Linked DNA regions of Homo sapiens: region 1 is linked to region 2. Evidence: chromatin loops called from intact Hi-C (ENCODE). Cell type or tissue: endothelial cell of umbilical vein. All regions are shown on one strand. Each heading gives the region's core, and the rest is flanking DNA. Links, peaks and the distances in the headings are about the cores only. Region 1 overlaps FUT8 (fucosyltransferase 8). Region 2 overlaps FUT8 (fucosyltransferase 8).

The links. Peaks named below come from ENCODE experiments on the same cell type or tissue, not always from the same donor. Only the 100,000 strongest peaks of a DNase experiment are listed, where the experiment ranks them.
Region 1: a loop joins it to region 2, with 2.4 times the contacts of the local background. A loop is called at or near these places in 1 of 110 quality-filtered maps.

Annotation. Positions count from the first base shown.
Region 1 is chr14:65,473,264-65,482,917 of GRCh38, reverse strand. All of the region lies in intron 2 of FUT8 (fucosyltransferase 8), which reads right to left. Among named protein-coding and RNA genes, the nearest start is that of MIR625, 7.0 kb to the right of the region's middle. In endothelial cell of umbilical vein, for the core only: no CTCF peak of the experiment used is centred there; a DNase peak (open chromatin) is centred at 4,087; H3K27ac peaks cover 218 bases.
Region 2 is chr14:65,608,326-65,617,979 of GRCh38, reverse strand. It overlaps FUT8 (fucosyltransferase 8), which reads right to left. Exons shown (of 11, transcript NM_001371533.1): 4 at 1,887-2,002; 5 at 1,607-1,769. Among named protein-coding and RNA genes, the nearest start is that of MIR625, 140 kb to the right of the region's middle. In endothelial cell of umbilical vein, for the core only: no CTCF peak of the experiment used is centred there; no DNase peak of the experiment used is centred there.

The sequences.
Region 1 (9,654 bases), core at 3,140-5,639, 130 kb after region 2:
TGACACTGGAGAAGCTGAGTGTGTTGCTACAGTCCACTAAGCAAGTACACAGAAACGAACAAGCAAAACTTCTCTGCAGTGTTTCTCCAGCACTCTGTACTGGCAAAACTTAACATTGTCAGCTGACAAAAGAAAAATATTTAAAGGGCCTGATCTATTTTCACAGAGCAGGCAAAAAGGATGCATTTGGAGCTGAGAGGCAACAGATTGGTAACCAGCACAATAGCCAAAATTGCTCTGAAAAGGAACAAGCAGTTGTATGGGTTAACGTGACCCGATTTCATGACTTATAAAGCCATAATAGTCAGCATGGTAGTGGCATCAAGAAAGACAAAGAAATCACAGCACAGAAACAATATCCTGGAGTTGTGATCCATTTAGAAATTGATTTTCACAAAGGCTTAATTGGAAAAGTTGGCTTTATGTCTATCCTGAGCTACTGTTTAGTTGGTTATAGAGCAAAATTACATTCAGCTTCTTCTTGTCATGTAAGAGGAATTTGGAGGGTGTTGCTTAAAATTTTATTCCACCTGTACATTTGTCACTTTAAAATTAAAACTGAGCTGGTATGAGAGACAAAAAAAAAAGAAAGACAAAGAGGTCAGTGGAACAAAATAAGAGTCAGAAATAAACCCACGCGTATACAGTCAAATGATTTTTGACAAAAATCAAAAGGACACAAACCACTTCAGTAAATGATGCTGAAATAACTGCATGTCTCTACCCCCCAAAAAAGAATTTCTATCCAATTTTTATCCCATATAAAAAAATTAACTCAAAATGCATCATAGGTCTAAATACAAAACCATAAAACTTCCAGGAGAGAACTTCTATGCCCTTGGATTAGGCAAATATATCTTAGATACATAAACAAAAATAGAATCCATATGAGAACAAACTGATAGATAAACACAATCCATATGAGAACAAACAAATTTCATCATAATTTAAAATGTGTGCTCTTCAAAAGACACTATTAAGAGAAAGAAAAGACAAGCAACAGTCCAGGAAAAATACATCTGCGAAGCACGTATCTTATAAACAACTTTGATCAAGAATATAAACCGCTCTCAAAACTCAATAATAAGAAAACAAACAACCCAATTTAAATAATGGCCAAAATATTTGAACAGATATTTTACCAAAGAAAATATACAAAGGATAAATAAACACAGGAATGGACAGCCCCTGCCCAAAAGTATATACTAGAAGTTCCATTTTAAAAAAAAACTTTAGAAAAGGCACTAAATTTATAGTGACCAAAAGCAATTCAGGATTTTCCTGGAGACAAGGAAGGATGGGTAGTAGTGGGGGAAAAGATTACAAGGGGGCAAGAAGAAATCTGTGGAGGTAATGAGTATGGATTCACAGATGTATACATATGTCAAAACTAATCAAATTGTTCATTTCAGATGTGTGCAGTATTTTTTATGCCAATCACACCTCAGCAAAGCTGTTTTAAAAAAAAATCACACTCCATTAACCCACTAGAATACAAACTATAAGGAAATCGATCAGAAAAAAAAAAGTATATGTTACGGAATTATAAATCACTTAAAAAGGAGTTCACGTGATTAGCATCTTTAAAAAGTATCCCTAAAACTCAACAACAAAAAATCTGACTCAACAGTGGGCAAAGGACTTAAATAGGTATTTCTCCAAAGAAAATATGCAAATGAACAGTAAGCATAAGAAAAGATGCTCAACATCACTTATCATTTCAAAAATGCAAATCAAAACCACAATGAGATACCACTTCACACCCATTAAGATGATGATGATTATAAAAAAAAACCAGCAGAAAATAAGTGTTGGTAAGAATGTGCTGAAATTAGAACCCTGTGCAGTGCTGATGGAAATGTAAAATGGTGTAGCCACTGTGGAAAACAGTATGATGTCTCCTCAAAAAATTGAAAAAAGAATTAAAGAGGCTGAAAACGATGGTCATGCCTATAATTCTAGCACTTTGGGAGGCCAAGGCAGGCAGATCACTTGAGGTTAGCAGTTCGAGACCAGCCTAGCCAACATGGTGAAACCCCATCTCTACTAAAAATACAAAAAAAAATTAGCCAGTGTGGTGGTACACGCCTGTAGTCCCAGCTACTTGGAAGGCTGAGGTAGGAGAATCATTTGAACCCAGAAGGCAGTGGTTGCAGTGAGCCGAGATAGTACCACTACGCTCCAGCCTGAGTGAGTGAGACTCCATTTAAAAAAAAAAAATAGAATTACAGTATGATACCAGTGATTCCACTTCTGGATACATACCCAGAAGAATCAAAAGTGGTGTCTGAAAAAGTTATTTGTGCCAGGCACCGTGGCTGACACCTGTAATCCCAATACTTTGGGAGGCCAAGGTAGGCAGATCCCTTGAGCCCAGGAGATTGAAACCAGCCTGGGCAACATGATGAAACCTGTCTCTACAAAAAATACAAAAATTAGCTGGGCATGATGGAGTGTACCTGTAGTTCCAGCTACTCTGGTGGCTGAGGTGGGAGGATCACCTAAGCCTGGGGAGGTTGAGGCTGCAGTGAGCTATTAAGATGTTCATGCCACTGCACTCCAGCCTGGGTGACAGAGTGAGACCCTGTCTTTAAAAAAAAAAAAAAAAAAAAAAAAAATCACAGTTCATTTCTGCAGTTTGCAACAGTTTTACTACTACCAAGATGGATGTTATCATAATGATGGGATAGAAAGGGCCGATTCAGATAAAAAAGCAATCAGTCAATAAGCACTTCTAAAGCTCCTAATTAGGGCCAGATACTATGAGGCACTAGGGACACAAAGATAAAGAATCCCTATTATTAAGGGATTTCTGTTCTAATCACATTTACCCATAGTCAAGAAATCCAAACATGTGGTCATTAATGGCATCATTTCAAACTGATTCCAATGCCACCCAGAACCAATCATAGTAAGAAGTTTCCAAAGGATAGCAGCAAAATATTTGGTTTCTTCATGTAAGAAAATTTTAAATCCAATTCCCCCATTCTCAAACTGAAAAGAACCATTTCTCAAAGATAACATTAATGAGACAATAGATAAAAAATATGAATTAAAAAAACCTTGCAGATCTATGATACATTTAACATCTTGCTCATGTTTGCAACAGGCATAGTAATCAAAATTACCCCACCTTTCTGGACACCAATTCTTGTTTTTAGTCCTTATCTTCTAGCCCCATAATTCAACTTATTGCTGGTCAAAATAGAATCTTCATATGTGGAAGAACAGAGATCAAAAACAAGCAAAGAAGGAAAAACAGGAGGGGAGGGGGATAGAAGGGGAAGAAAGAGGGAGAGCAGGGGAAAGGGAGGACAGGACGGGAGAAAGTGGAAGTAGGAGAAGGAGAAAGGAAAGAAGAAAGGGAAGGAGGGAGGAAGAAATGCAGACATCAGTAAATTATGGAAAATGCTGAATCTCACTCATAATCAAAGAGATCCCAACAAACTAAGAGATCCTTTCCACCAACTGAGAAATACTAAAAGCTCAAGAATACCCAGTGTTAGAGAAAATGTGAAGAAAGGTAACCGTGTAAATTGGTACAACCTTTCTGCAGGGGATTTGTTTCTATGAATCAACAACCTAAAAAATAATTAAATCATTTGGGCCAACCATTCTATCTGAAGGAGTTAATGTTAAGGAAAAAGTAGATTAAATTGTTTGCATACATTTACATACATGTATGGATATAGACGCCATGTATTAATATATGCCATAGACATCTGTAGTTTTTTCAAAGCTTCTCACAGAATTCTTATGATAATCTACTTTTGGAACCATGTCCCAGGGAATGAATGTATGTATTGAAGGAACTAACATTTAGTTAGCAACTTTTGTGAGCCTGGCATTATACTGACACATACATCATCTTGTCTAACCAAAACACATTAAAAGCTAAAGGGGATGTTTTAAAAAGTATTCCTAAAATACTGATAACCAAAGCCTAACAGGGAATTTTCACTGTTATATTCATACAATCAATTAACAGAATTTATGTTCCTTTGTTGTTTAAAGCAAAAACAGACAAAAGAGTTTATCTGTGCAAAGAATGATTCATCAATTAGGCAGCACTCTGAACCATAAAAGGTTTGAAGAGCTTCATTCACAGCAGTGTGGGCTGTAAGCTTTATAGGCTGAACACGGAAGACAAAGAAAACATATCTCATTGGTCAGAGTGGAAAGACACTAGTTAGAGATTACTTAGGTGGTTTCTAGTTGGCAAAATATCTAGTTTCCTTTTACTTTCTAAGTTGGGCTTTGGTTTGCTTAGACAGGAACTTAAACAGCTAGAGCCACCCAGCCTAGTAGCCTCCCAACTAAAAATTTAACACTGCAAAGACAATTTCTAGTTACCATCTCAAAATTTCCCATTAATTTCTCTCACAAAAATAGGAGCTATCCCCAAATTAGAAAAAAAAATCACACTTAAGAATTCAGAATATCAAGTAAAAACTAATGGGAATAGGGAGTTTTTCCTATTGGGGATATTTGTGTTATACTTACCAGTTGAGCATCTCAAATCCACAAATCCAAAATGCTCCAGTGAGCATTTCTTCAGAGTGTCACGTCGGTTTCAGATTTTGGAACGTTTTGGATTTCAGATTTGGGATGCCTGACCTGTATATATAGGGTTCAGTACTATCCATGGTTTCAGGTATCCACTGGGGGGCCTTGGGGACTCCTGTGTATCAAATTCCCTCAAGTCAGCAACTCAGAACCTAAAGAACAAGAATACTATTGTTCTCAAAACCTCAAAGATAGATACTATCTGGGGTAGAGGGGGGAACGCTCTCTTTAAAGAAGAGTATGTCCAAGAAGAAAGACAAAGAAAAATCAATTAAATGACTATAATGGAGTTTACTTAGAGGGCTCTCAACATTTTACAGACCTGGTTCTAGAAGCTAGAATCTTCTGATTAAAGAGTTTATAACAGATACAATCTAGACTTGGCTATATTAGTTTCTGACTTTTCTGCTGCCTTCACTGATGCCTCGTAACGTTTAAACCATGATGCTTTTTACACCTAGAACTCCTTTGAGGGGGGTAAAAAAAAAAAAAGACATCACAAACCCTTAGTCATCTTTCCCTACAATTTGGTTCTATAGTTCAGATTCCTCTGACTTGACACCAAATGAGACAAACTTACCCAGGCTAGAAGATATGAGAAAAGTTCTCTCATCAACTCTTGCTATATGATTTGCTCTTAGGCAAATCTAACCCGTGCCAGAATTTAGAAGCTGACCAACAGCTTATTTCCTCTGTACTACTGTTTAACAATATTAGGGTTTTTCAAAAAAAAAATTAGCAAAGCTGTAGTCACTTGATTAGCTGCAGGTCAGATAGACACACCCAGAACAGGTCATCCTATAGGAAATCTCCTCTATATAGAAATATCTGTATAAAAATAGAATTGACTGACTTAGGTATTTTGCTAAAGTTTAAACAATGCAAAAATATATGCTCAATGAATAAATGACTAATCAAAAAGGTGCTCCTGAGCATCTAGTCTTAGCTCAAGGTGGCCCCAAGGTATTCATAGTCTCCAACAACTATATGTTTGAAGTCAGAGACCTAGGGAACTCTTATTTAGTTAACAATAGTAATAATTAACATTTATTGAGCCATTACTTCATGCCAGGAACTGTGCTAAAGACTCTGCATTTTTTATCCATATTTTACAGATGTGGAAAATTAGCATCGAAGTTACTATTCAAGGTTGCACAGATCTTAAGTGACCAAGTCAGGAGTCAGACCACACACCTGCTTTACTCCACAGCTTATGTGCTCTCTAGGGCAATTCCAGAATTCAAACAAACACCCTGATGGCCATAACTGTCCACAGAAATACTCAGAATCTTCAAGAGTGCCAAAAAAGCTTATATTTAAGTAGAGAAAAACTTTACATTTAGGTTGACTTACATTTGGAATAAATCTAATTCTAAAAATTCAATCATCCAGTATATAATTTACAGTGAAAATTTCCTAATGGTAGCTTAGAAGTTGCTGAAGTTTATGCATAAAGAATTAAGGGATAAAGATATTTAGAAGAGCTTAGTCCCATATAATGTATTCAGACCAGAGCCATTTCTGAAATGAGTAAGGTTCCAAGATCTCAGTATTACTGGGCAGAGACTTCCACTATCAGATCTATTTCTATGCTTGAGCCCAGAAGTTTAGAGATTGCAGTGAGCTATGATAGCGCCACTGTACTCCAGCCTGGGAGACCTACAGCAAAACCCTGTCGCCAAAAAAAAAAAAAAAAAAAAAAAAAAAAAAAAAATCTACTTCTTTAACTCTACCACTTGAACAAAGAATTCAAGGATCCTCTCCTTTGTGAGACCTTTCCTGACCCTCTAGACACAATTCATTACTCCTTTCTGTGTGCTACTACTGACTTTTACACCTACTTCAGTTGTACTTAACACACTAAGCAAAATTGAGTTTCACACAGCTCAAAACATTTCACACATTAACAGACTGACATCCTCACACTAACTTCAGAACATCAAATTCAATCTTTTAGATATCACCTTATTAACAATGATTTTGAGTTACTGCATGAAGCTTTGTCATTGCACAATGCTAGGAAATTGGAAGAAGAGGTATGAAGCCAGGCCTCCCTGAAGTTTAGGGGGACATGACACTATCCTGATCTATGATGAAAAAATAATAATTCTTCCTACCCCATCCTCCAGTCCTGCTCTGGACAAACCACTAGTCACATATACTTGGCAGCTGGGAGAGGGAAAAAGATGAGAGTGAAGGAGTAATTGGAGTTGTAGTTCTAATATCCTATAGTGTAGGTGCTCTCTTATCTCATCTCTTACCCTTGACTTATCACCAAGTCTCTGATTTCTCTCTTGGGACTGTGCAGGCCTACAAGTATTGCTGGGTTCTAAGCAGAAATCCTAGGTGATCAAACAACTAAAAGGCACCCATTAAGCACCAAGCTCTTACTACCACAGCAGGGTGAGAAAGACCCTTTCCCTCTCAACTTCCTATACCTACAATCCCAGTAGCAGGCCTCAAATTCCAGAGGTTGCCACCTCACCCCCTACAAGGAGGTTGGGCCCAAGACTGATTTCCTCAGCCCCAAATATGCCTAGAAATCCCATCCTTACACTTTTTGCCCCCCAAGACAAGGTCTCACTCTGTTGCGGAGGCTGGATTGCAGTGGCTCTACCATATAGAGCCTGAGCTCTATATGGTAGAGCTCAGCCTCACTGCAGCCTCACTGCAGCCTCAAATACCTGAGCTCAAGCGATCCTCTGCCTCAGCCTCCTAAGTACCTAGGACTACATGCACACACCACCATGCTTGGCTAATTTTTTTAAATTTTTTGGTAGAGACAGGGTCTCACTATGTTGCCCAGGCTGGTCTCAAAATCCTGGCCTCAAGCAATGCTCTGCCTCTACCTTCAAAAGTGCTGGGATTACAGGCATCATCCTGACACTTTTAATGTTATGCAGCAACTAAGATTTCTAATTCCAAAGGAGATAACATGCCCAGGAACTAGAATTGAGTATTTTATAATAATAAATTTTAGCTCTGTGAAATGACTCTCCATACAAACACCCAAATACCTCCTACGCCTATGACATGTGGAATTTTTATTTTCAATCACATTTTGGGAGACATGTTATTATAGAGGAAATCAGGGGACTTCCTGTACTGTAATTATTAACTTATATTTCTAGTTGACCTTCTAAATTGTCAGTTTCCTAAAGGCAGGGTCGTTATCATTTTGTATTCCAAATTCATAGTAGTTGTTAACTACGCTTGTTGAGGAAAAAGCGAGACAAGATTGGGGGAAAGACTGGGAACAAGATACAAAGAAATATGAGATCATCCTTGTATGCATAACTTTAGATTCCATACTAGTAGATATTCTCAAGTGATATTTACTTTCCCAAAAAAATCCTGTCTTCCAGCCAGGTGCGGTGGCTCACACCTATAATCCCAACACTTTGGAAGGCCGAGGCAGGAGGACTGCTTGAGCTCAGAAGTTCCAGACCAGCCTGGCAATACAGCAAAATAAAAATAAACAATAAATCTTATCTTCCCTGAACAAATCCACAAAAATGAAGGATGAATATCAGTTGAGAAATTTCACTACTTTTACAATAAAATGAACTGTGTAGTATTTTCTTCTCTCAGGCTCACCAAGGTATTAGGAGAAAGATGGTTATTTTTCAATCTTGGCAAATAACTTGAAGATGACAAGAGTAAAAAAGCCACATGGATTTATAAAATCTCTAAGAAATAATAAGGCTAGAAGATTAGGTACAACAGAAGATCTTTTTTAATTTTTTATTTATTTATTTATTTTTGAGACAGAGTTTTGCTCTTAGAGTGCAGTGGCACAATCTCGGCTCACTGCAACCTCTGCCTCCCAGGTTCAAGCGATTCGCCCAGCCCCATGAGTAGCTGGGATTACAGGTGGGAGCCAGCACGCCTGGCTTTTTTTTTTTTTTTTCAGTAGAGACAGGTTTTCACCATGTTGGTCAGGCTGGTCCCGAACTCCTGACCTCAAGTGATCCGCCCGCCTCAGCCTCCCAAAGTGCTGGGATTACAGGCGTGAACCAACCTGCCTGGCCTCTTTTTTTTTAAATATCTTTTTTATTTCAATAGCTTTTGGAGTACAAGTGGTTTTGGGTTACATGGATGAAATGTATAGTGGTGAAGTCTGAGATTTTACTACACCCATCACCAAAGTAGCATACATTGTACCCAATATATCGTTTTTTATCCCTTATCTTCTTCCTATTCTCCCCGCGTCTCAGTCTCCAAAGTCTATTTTACTATTCTGTATGCCTTTGCGTACCCATGACTTAGCTCCCGCTTGTGAGAACATATGGTATTCAGTTTTGTATTCCTGAGTTACTTCACTTAGAATAATGGCCTACAGCTCCACCCAAATTGCTGCAAAAATGTTATTTCATTCTTCTTTATGGCTGAGTGGTATTACATGGTGTACATATACCTGTATAGAATAGAAATGCTTAAAACAATCCTCTAATAGCTTTTACAGATGAGCAAGTAGGGTCAGAATCATCAAATTCACCATCTCAGTGACACCAGAAGTTTCTAGAAGTCTCTAGTCATACTGATTTTCCACTTAAATTGCTGGACCCAATTCAGTTCTAAACATTAGTTTAGGGAGAAGTCAGAAGAATGCAGAGAAGTCTAATAATCCTGACAAAGATGCCAAATTAAGCCTACAAACATTAAATTGGTAAGGAAAAGTTCAATTTGTGAGTAAAATATTACAAGAATTAAACACAACATATTAAATTATTGGACTACAGTCAATTTACATCCTAAGTATGAGTGTCTAGAATACCAAGTTTGGCACATATAGGAGATCATTTTTATCACCTAGTCACAAAACTACAATTTTTGGGAATAAAACTGTGTAAACTGCCGTGGCAATGTAAGTCCAAAAGCATTGTTTTCTAATTATATAAGTAAGAAAAAATTTCTAATCCCGTTTTTCAAGATCCAATAAAACTTAATTAGTCCTGTGAAAGAGAACACAAAATGCTCCCCAAATGAAGGTGAGAGATAGAAAAGACAGACAAAAAGAGAAACAGAGAGAGAGACAGACTTCTGAAAACCCAAAGATATGGTACAAACATGGAAAAGCTAAATGTA
Region 2 (9,654 bases), core at 4,477-6,976:
ATTCTCAAGTTATTTGATTACTCAAATCTTTTTTTTGAGACAGAGTCTTGCTCTGTTGCCCAGGCTGGAGTACAGTGGCATGATCTCTGCTCACCACAACCTCTGCCTCCCAGGTTCAAGTGATCCTTGGGCCTCAGCCTCCCAAGTAGCTGGGATCACAGGCATGTGCCACCATGCATGGCTGATTTTTGTATTTTTGGTAGAGACGGGGTTTCACCATGTTGGCCAGGCTGGTCTCAAACTCCTAGCTTCAAGAGATCTCTTATCTCAGCCTCCCAAAGTGCTGGGATTACAGGCATGAGCCACCACGCCCAGCCCAATTACTCAAATCTTAAAATTAAACATTCCATCAGAAGTCAGTGGCCAAAATTCTCCTTTACATACAGCATAGTCTACCCAAGTCAAATCCTCTTCAGATGTGAATTGGCCTAAAAAACTGTGATAAGCAAAGAACACAAGCACAAAATTCCATTTAAGAGATGCTTCGTGCCTAGAATCAGCTTTAGGGTAGAGAAATATTAATGACAGAATTAGTCAGCATTTGGTTTAGTGGTCTAAGTATGGCCTGACTGCAAGTTGGGCTAAATATATCAAAAAGTCTGTCCAATGTGTGGCCTAATAATTCACTGCCCCTTGAAATCCATGCTATCATATTTCTGTAGATTCATTAATGCTAAAATGATTCCAATAGACAGATTTTTATTTATAATTTCACCTAAAACAACCAAGCAATTTTTCAAAATCATTATAATATTGCTGCTGATGTTAATAAATATGAAATCTCTTACTTGTATGGGGTAATTCTTTTCCTCTTCACAGTAGTAGGTTGTGCTAATACAACAATTTTTCTTTTATTGTTCACTAATGAGACAGTAATTGCCATCAGAATCCTACTGGAAACATAGACTTTTAAATATAACAGGCCTAAAGACAGGTTTCACTGTATTTATAATGATTTTCAGATACATTTTGTTCTGCATGAATACAACAGCACCAAAATGTTTTCTTTTCTGTGGAAGATAAACTTCATATTATTTAGCAACGTGTGCATAGGAGAAACAAATTTAACCAGGCAGATCTCAGGTACCTCTTTCCAGCAACTAATGAAAGAACAATGAACAGAATGCTCCTTTTTACTTAAAGAAAAAAAAAATCCTGTTAACCTTTCATTAGAAATCCTTAAAAAAATGCTATTTTAAAGTTTTTAATGTTTGAATTAGAAATGTAACCATCGGACTCACTATGAGTTCCAATGTACCGCAATGCAAAACTGCACACTCCACTTCAAATACTGATTATATATAAAGAACATTTATAGAAAGATATTTTAATGTATTGTTGGCTGGCACCACTACCTTCAGAATTTATTTAGAATGTAAAGATTTCTAGAAATACATTTTAATTAATACTTTCTGGTGGTATATTTTGGTTGATGAACTGCACTTGGCAATTACCATCCTTTGGGACCTCAGGTACTCTTCGCCTCTTAAATATTGTAGGTGCTATTAATATTTACCACTCAACAGATGGATTAACAAGTCTGTTTCTCATTCTTAGATTATAATCTTTTCTAAAGCCCAAATAAAATGTGAAAGGAGAATAGTACCTTTCATGATGTCCTAAATCCAAAAGAAATTCATCTGCATGTCTTTGGAGTTCATTTCCTTCTAAGTTCTTTAATTTCTTCAATTCACTCTGTAGGAAAAACCAGAGCTCTTTAGCTCCATTTTCAATCCTCCTCCTCAGGATTTCATGATCCTTCCCCAGACCTGTAGTCAAAGAATAGAGAGTTGTAGCATTTCCAACATTTTGATAAAAGGAAACTTTCAATTATCTGTGCTAAAGCCCATATACTGAGGAGGGGAAAACACTGTATAATCACCTACCATTTCTGGTCTGTTTCTTGTAATTTTCAATCTGTTCTTTGGCCTTAACAAGCTGCTCTTCTAAAACGCGTACTCTTCCTATAGCTGGCCCCTGATCAATAGGGCCTTCTGGTATCCTGTAGTTTAGGGAAGATAATGTAAACATTTAGCTTTCAAACTGTGCAACAAAATACAAGCTCACTTTCTAAAACATTTATACTGTAAACTCCATAAGTTGTTGAACCATATAGCACAAAAGTAGTACCAAATGGAATTTTCTCTTCAAAGGTATAGGATTAACCAGTGAAATGGACAATGAAATGATAATAACGAAAAATAGAAAATATTAATCTACTTCAGAAATCTATGATCTTCTAGGAGTTAACAAACCTCTAGAGCTGTTTCCTAAAAATCTTTCATCCCCAGAGTACCATGATCAGTGGCAAAGAGGTCAATTATTCATTAGCATTGAGAGTAACAAAAGTGAAGGAAAAAGTAAAGAAAAGGCTTAAAGGGAATAACGAAGCATATCTGAACATGTGTCTAAGGACATGCTCAAACATCAAATATAATGTATTTCTAAATTAATTATAATATCAGACTATGTAAATCTGTCTTTCAATTCATGACATTAGACTACTAAGCATTGGTCTTATATAGAAAAAAGAAAGACAAGAGTAGAAGATAAAACATATTAGAAAAAAATTGGGCCAGGTGTAGCCACTCATGCCTATAATCCCAGCACTTTGGGAGGCCCAGGTAGGAGGATTACTTGAGCCCAGGAGTTCATGGCCAGCCTGGGCAACACAGCAATCCCCCATCATTACAAAAATGAAAACATTAGCTGGGCACATGGTGGTGTGTGCCTGCAGTCCCAGCTACTCAGGAAGCTAAGGAAGGAGGATGGCTTGAACCATCCTTGAACCATAGTTCAAGATTACAATGAACTATGATCATGTCACTGCATTCTAGTGTAGGCAGCAGAGTGAAACCCTGTCTCGAAAAAATAAAAATAAAAAATTGAAGATCATTGTTCTATTCATTTCTATCAGCAACAAAAACAATCAGTCAATAATATAAAAGCTGGAACACAGAACAGCAATCCAAGATCTCTTACTTATATTATCAACCTCTCTGTTCAACTTAATTCCAAACTGTGCTTGTTCCTGTTTTGTTTTTATGTGACTTATGGCAGTATACTGTACTCCACTTTGATGTACATAATACAATTTCGTGGTAGGCTAAACAAAGGTCTCCCAAAGATATCCATAACCTAATCATGAAATCTGTGAATATTACTCTTTATGGCAAAAGAAACTCTGAATATATAATTAAGGATTTTGAGATTGGATTATCTAGGTGAGCCATTTTGTAATAACAAGTGTCTTCATAAGAGGAAGGTAGAAGAAGATTTTACTACAGAAGAGGAAAAGGTTATGTGGCTGTTAGCTTTGAAGATGGAAGAAGCAACCATGAGCAAGGAAGACATTTTTAGAAACTGGAAAAGGCAAACGAACGAACAAACAAAAATACCCCAGATGCTCTCCTAGAGCTTCTCTAGGGAATCCAGCCCTCCTGACATCTTGGTTTCAGTGCAGTGAAACTCAATTCAGATCTCTGGCCTCCAAAACTCTTAAGAGAATAAATTTATGTTGTTTTAAGCCATAAAGTTTGTGGTATTTGTCAAAGCAGCAATAGGAAATTAATACGTACATATATTGATCCTTTTACAAAATTGTCCTAAAGATTAAATAGCTGATTTTTCTTTCAAAGTCTATTTAAATGAGGAAATGTCTGTAAAAGTACTTAGCAGTGTCTGGCAATAAATTTTATGAAGGCTACTATTATATCTGAGCTTTGTCATTTTAGAGATGAGCTGTAATCTCAAAAAGTCTGGGCTATCTATTCTTACCATCATGACCAGTTTAAGGGAACTTAAGTTTTAAATTATAGTTGGCAGAACTTAAATTCAGATGTCAACACAGTCTTTTTTTTTTTTTTTTGACACAGTCTCGATTTGTCACCCAGGCTGGAGTACAGTGATGGGATCTTGGCTTGCCACAACCACTGCCTCCCAGATTCAAATGATTCTCGTGCCTCGGCCTCCTGAGCAGATGGGATTACGGGAATGCACCACCATCCCTGGCTAATTTTTTTACATTTTTAGTAGAGACGGGGTTTCATTGGGTTGGCCAGGCTGGTCTAAAACTCCTGGCCTCAAGTGATCCGCCCACCTCAACCTCCCAAAGTGCTGAATTACAGGTATGAGCCACGGCGCCCAGCCAACATAGCCTTTTGAGGCAAACACTCTGATACGAAAGGTTTTTTATAGCTTCTCTAACATTTTCTATATAACCTGATAAAGCCAAATTAACTGTCAATTACCTACACTACTTCAGAACACGTTTAATAAAGTAGCTATTGTTACAGCTATACCAAAGTAATTGGAGACATTTTATAATTTCCTGTAAAATTGTACGCATTAACATTGAACAGGAGCATAAAAAGTAACTATCCTCCAATCATGAGTGTCCAAGGCTACAGAATATGAATGAAAAAGCCTTCATTTGTATAAGCACAAAGCGAATAATAAAAAATGAATACAGTAGTTAGGTGCACAATTACCCAATTTATGAGCACGCATACATTCACAAATGAGGCATGTCCTGGTATATAGTTTTTTAAAGTTATGTTTCTAAGACTTGGCTCTTAATCTCTTTGTGAATTAGGTGGCTGGTTTCTAGGAAACAATTTGAAAATAGAATAAAACTTCAATCTCTTGGGATTTATTTTGGCAGCAATATACTATAGGACAGGAATGTCCTTTTTCAGAACATATGTTAGTGATAGAAAAATTGACAATAGAAAGATTATGTCTAGGTTCTCCTTTTTATCTCTTTCTTCAAATATTGGTGGAATAAACATCAGAGGCAAAACAGCCATGAAAAAAATAGCATGTGATCTTTTCAGTAGCTTTCCACAAAGAGTTCCAATCTAATTCTAATAAAACATAATGGAATTAGTAATCCATATTGCCTAATAATCTAATCCAACTGTGAAAAAAAAAACTGGAAAAGAAAATTACTGGAAAAATCACTCTAAAAAAAAAATACAGGAGAACTATTCTTTCCAAACTCCATCCAGAAAAGAGTCAATATGCACGAACAGTCTCTTTTCTGAATACTTAGGGAACAGAATGCTTTCTTACATTCACCATGCCAAAGATACAGATATATAAGACTTCCACTTCTAGCCAAGACATTTACCATCCTGCCTGAAACAACTCAAAATCCAGGTTAGATGTATTAAACAATGATCTAATAAAATTGCAATCAGGCAACAAAGGGCAGTGATCACCAGAGAAGGAAAACAAATGATGATAGCCCTGTGACTGTCCCAGCTTACTGCATTCAGAGAGTTTCCAGACCACAGTGTATGGAGGGGAAATGCAGATGGAGCCAGTACATTCACTGAGTTGAAGAAATGGAGCTAAGAGTCTAAAAAGACCAAGACAGAGTTTGAATAAGAGAGAACTGTAGAGGACAGAGAATTCCAGAAATCTGCAAAGGTACCATTTTGGAATTAGCAGAGTACTCATCAGCACACACACATAAGGAACTACTCAGGCTGGGGAAAGAACTCTCTAAAAGGATTAGAGGAAGTAGTACCTGGCATTCATACAGATTAGGTAGAAACAGTTCCTGATCCTATCAGCCAGACTAGAAAACCGTAATTCATGGGATGCTGGGTAAAATGCTCAGAAGGATTTGGCCTCAATAGCAGGAAAATGTGCCCCAGACCAAACATTGCTTAGGTCCCACTTAACAATTATTAAAAGACAAAATAGGATCAAATTATTTTAAAATAACATAACTACATCCCAGAACAAAATTTAAGAATATTTGTAAATTATACAAGACCTTCTAGTAACAAACAAGGTAAAATTCATGTCTGGAATCCACAAAAGTTACCAGGCTTGCAAAAAAACAAGAAAAGACAACCCATAAAGAAGAGTGAAATCAATCTATCAAAACCAACTCAAAACTGACACAGATGTTAGAATCACCATAGAAATAACAGTTATTATGACTGTATTTCATATGTTCAAAAGTTAGAGACAGGGAAGATATAAAAAAGATGTTAAAATTTTAATAGGCCAGGTGCGGTGGCTCACGCCTGTAATCCCAGCACTTTGGGAGGCTGAGGCAGGCAGATCACCTGAGGTCAGGAGTTCAAGACCAGCCTGGCCAACATGGTGAAATACTGTCTCTATGAAAAATACAAAAATTAGCCAGGCATGGTGGCAGACGTCTGTAATCCCAGCTACTCAGGAGGCTGAGGCAGGAGAACTGCTTGAACCCAAGAGGCAGAGGTTGCAGTGAGTCGAGATCACGCCTTTGAACTCCAGCCGGGGTGGCAGAGTGAGACTCCATCTCAGAAAAAAGAAAGAAAGAAAGAAAAAATTTTAATAGATACCCAAGTTGAACTACTACAGATGAAAACTATAATGTCTGAAATGAAAAATATAAAGAATGAGATTTACTGCAGATTATATATTGTAGCGTCTACCCTAAGAAACTAAGAAAAAAAGAGCAAATGAAACTCCAATTAAGTGGAAGAAACGAAGTAATAAAGATCAGAGAGACGATCAATGAAATGGAGAAAAAGAAAAATAGATAAAAACCAATGAAAACTAAAATCTGGTTCTTTAAAAAAAAAAGAAAGAAAATCAATTAAACTGGCAGACTTTTTCCTAATAAATATTTTCGGTTTTATAGGCCAACAAGCAAAATCAAGGCTATTACTTGGGGGGTGTGTGTGTGTGTGTGTGTGTGTGTGTGTGTGTGTGTGTGTGTGTGTGTGTGTGTGTGTGTGTGTGTGTGTGTGTGTGCGCGCGCGCGCGCGCGCGCGCGCGCGTGTGTGTGTGTGTATGACACTTAAAATGTAACAACTTAAAAATGGAAAATCATTCTTAGCTTGCTGGCCATGAAAAAAAGAGGTGGTTGGTAGGATGTGACCCATGAGCCATAGTTTGCCAACCCCTATTGTAGCCACACTGGGCAAAAAAACCTAGAGGGACTACTTCTTTCTATAAAGTTAGTATTATCTGGATATCAAACCAGAGAAAGATATAGTAAGAAAAAAAATTACAGAACAGTATCTCTCATGAACACCAATATAAAAATTATAAAAAAATTTAGCAAACCAAACCCAACCATATGTAATGTAGATAGTAAATCATGGTTAACCAAGGTTTATCCTAGAAATCCAAGATTGGCTTAGCATTAAAAAATAAATCAATGTAATTCTTCCTATAGACAAAATTTTTTTTAAACAAAATTTTACAAAACACATTATCTGAATACACTCAGAAAAAGGACTTAACAAAAGTCTAATGTAAATTCCTGATAAAAAGTGTCAGAAATGGCTGGGTGCAGTGGCTCACGCCTGTAATCCCAGCACTTTGGGAGGCCGAGGCAGGCGGATCACCTGAGGTTGGGAGTTCGAGACCAACCTGACCAACATGGAGAAACCCCGTCTCTACTAAAAATATAAAATTAGCCAGGCATGGTGGTGCATGCCTGTAATCCCAGCTACTCGGGAGGCTGAGGCAGGAGAATTGCTTGAACCTGGGAGACAGAGGCTGTGGTGAGCCGAGATTGTGCCATTGCACTCCAGCCAGGGCAACAAGAGCGAAACTTTGTTTCAAAAAAAAAAAAAAAGGTGTCAGAAACTAGGAAATTAAGGAAATTTCCTCAACCTGATAACAATTATCTATTAAAAACTTACTGCTAACACCATAGGTTAATGGTGAAAGCATAAATATATTGCCCCTAATATCAGAAACAAAACAAGATGTCCTCTCTCACCACTTCTACTCACCACGATATTGGAAATTCTAGCCAGTAGACCAAGGCAAGAAAAAGAAACAAAGGCATTCAAATTGGAATGAAAGAAGCAAAGCTATCCTCGGTTCACATAACATGATAATCTATGTTGAAAATCTGATGTTGTTTAACAAGGTTGCAGAATATAACATCAACATACAAAATTCAATTCTATATTTCTATATTCTACATTTCTATATTCTAGCAAAAAACAACTGGAAATTAATATTTTAAACCACATTATTAGTTACAATAGCAAAAAAAAATGAAAAAAATTAAGTATCAATCTGGCAAAAGATGGGCACGACTTATAAATTTAAAATTATAAAACAACACTGAATTTGTTTAGAAATTGTCAGGCCAGTAATAAAATTCATATGGAAACACAAACATCTAGAATACTCAATACAAATCAGAAAAAGATAAAACTAAAAGGCAAACACCATCTGATATTAAGACCTATTGTATCTGGCTTGAGTTGGTGTTTGAATGACTGATTGAATGAATGAATGAATGAATGAACAAAAATTTAAAAAATTTAAAAAAAGTTTTTAAAGACCTATTATAAAACTACATACAATAATCAAGACAGTGAGGTACTAGTATAAAGACAGATGACAAAGAGCATAATGAAACAGAAAAGAGTCCGGGAATAGGCCCACACATAAATGGACACTCAATTTATTTTTTAAATAAAGTCACAAAGATAATTTAGCAGACAGTTTTCACAACAAGAGGAAAACAAGAAATATACCTTTCTGACCCTCAGTTCAGCAAAGTTATCTTAGCTATGACAGAAAGGTGTGATCCACAAAAGAAAAAATTGATAAACTGGATTTCACTAAAATTAAAAGCTCTTCTTTTAGAAAGACACAGTTAAGAGAATGAAAAGATAACCCACAGACTAGAGGAAAAATTTTTTTTTTTTTTTTGAGACAGAGTCTCACTCTGTCACCCAGGCTGGAGTGCAGTGGCGCGATCCTGGCTCACTGCAACCTCCACCTCTCGGGTTCAAGTGATTCTTCCGCTTCAGCCTCCCAAGTAGCTGGGACTACAGGAGCGCGCCACCACACCCGGCTAATTTTTATATTTTTAGTAGAGACGGGGTTTTGCCATGTTGGCCAGGCTGGTCTTCAACTCCTGACCTCAGGTGATCCACCCGCCTTGGCTTCCCAAAGTGCTGAGATTACAGACATGAGCCACTGCGCCTGGCCAAGAAAATATTTTTAAATCCTACATCTGTTAAAGGACTTGTATCCAGACTACATAAAGTATCAAATCATCAGGAAAAAAAAGAAAAAACCTCATAAGCAAAAAGATTTAAATAAATGTTTGAACAAAAAAGACAAAAAGGCGAATTAAGCACACTAAAAGACGTTAGACATCATTAGTTATTAGGTAAATCCAAGAAAGCTGGACTGTGCAGCTGCAGCAATAGCTATATAGGCTGGCCTGGTTCACTGCTTACATCTGACATCACAAAACATGAAACAGCTAATCACTAGGGTTTCCTGTAGATGATCCTCATTCCTATTTTAAAAGCCTTTAAGGATGCCTACATGTTAAGTTTTTCTGAGATTTGATATGTATTTCAAAAATTATTCTCCCAAATAAAAACTTGATGAAAATCTTTATTCAAACAAAAAGGTACCATTCTAATACCCAAACATTAGCCCCACTCTAAAGGAATTCAATGCATTAAAACATAATATGAAAACCAGTAAATTACTGCTTTGCAATCAGAATATGAAAAACTAGTGAGTTGTAGCCTAAATGAAATGATTACACGGCTCTCTGAGAAATTAAACTTTTCCCATCAAAAATGCACTTAATAATTCATGTAAAACAGGTTGCCTTTCTTAAATACTTTCAACAATTATGCCATGAACATTGGAAAGAAT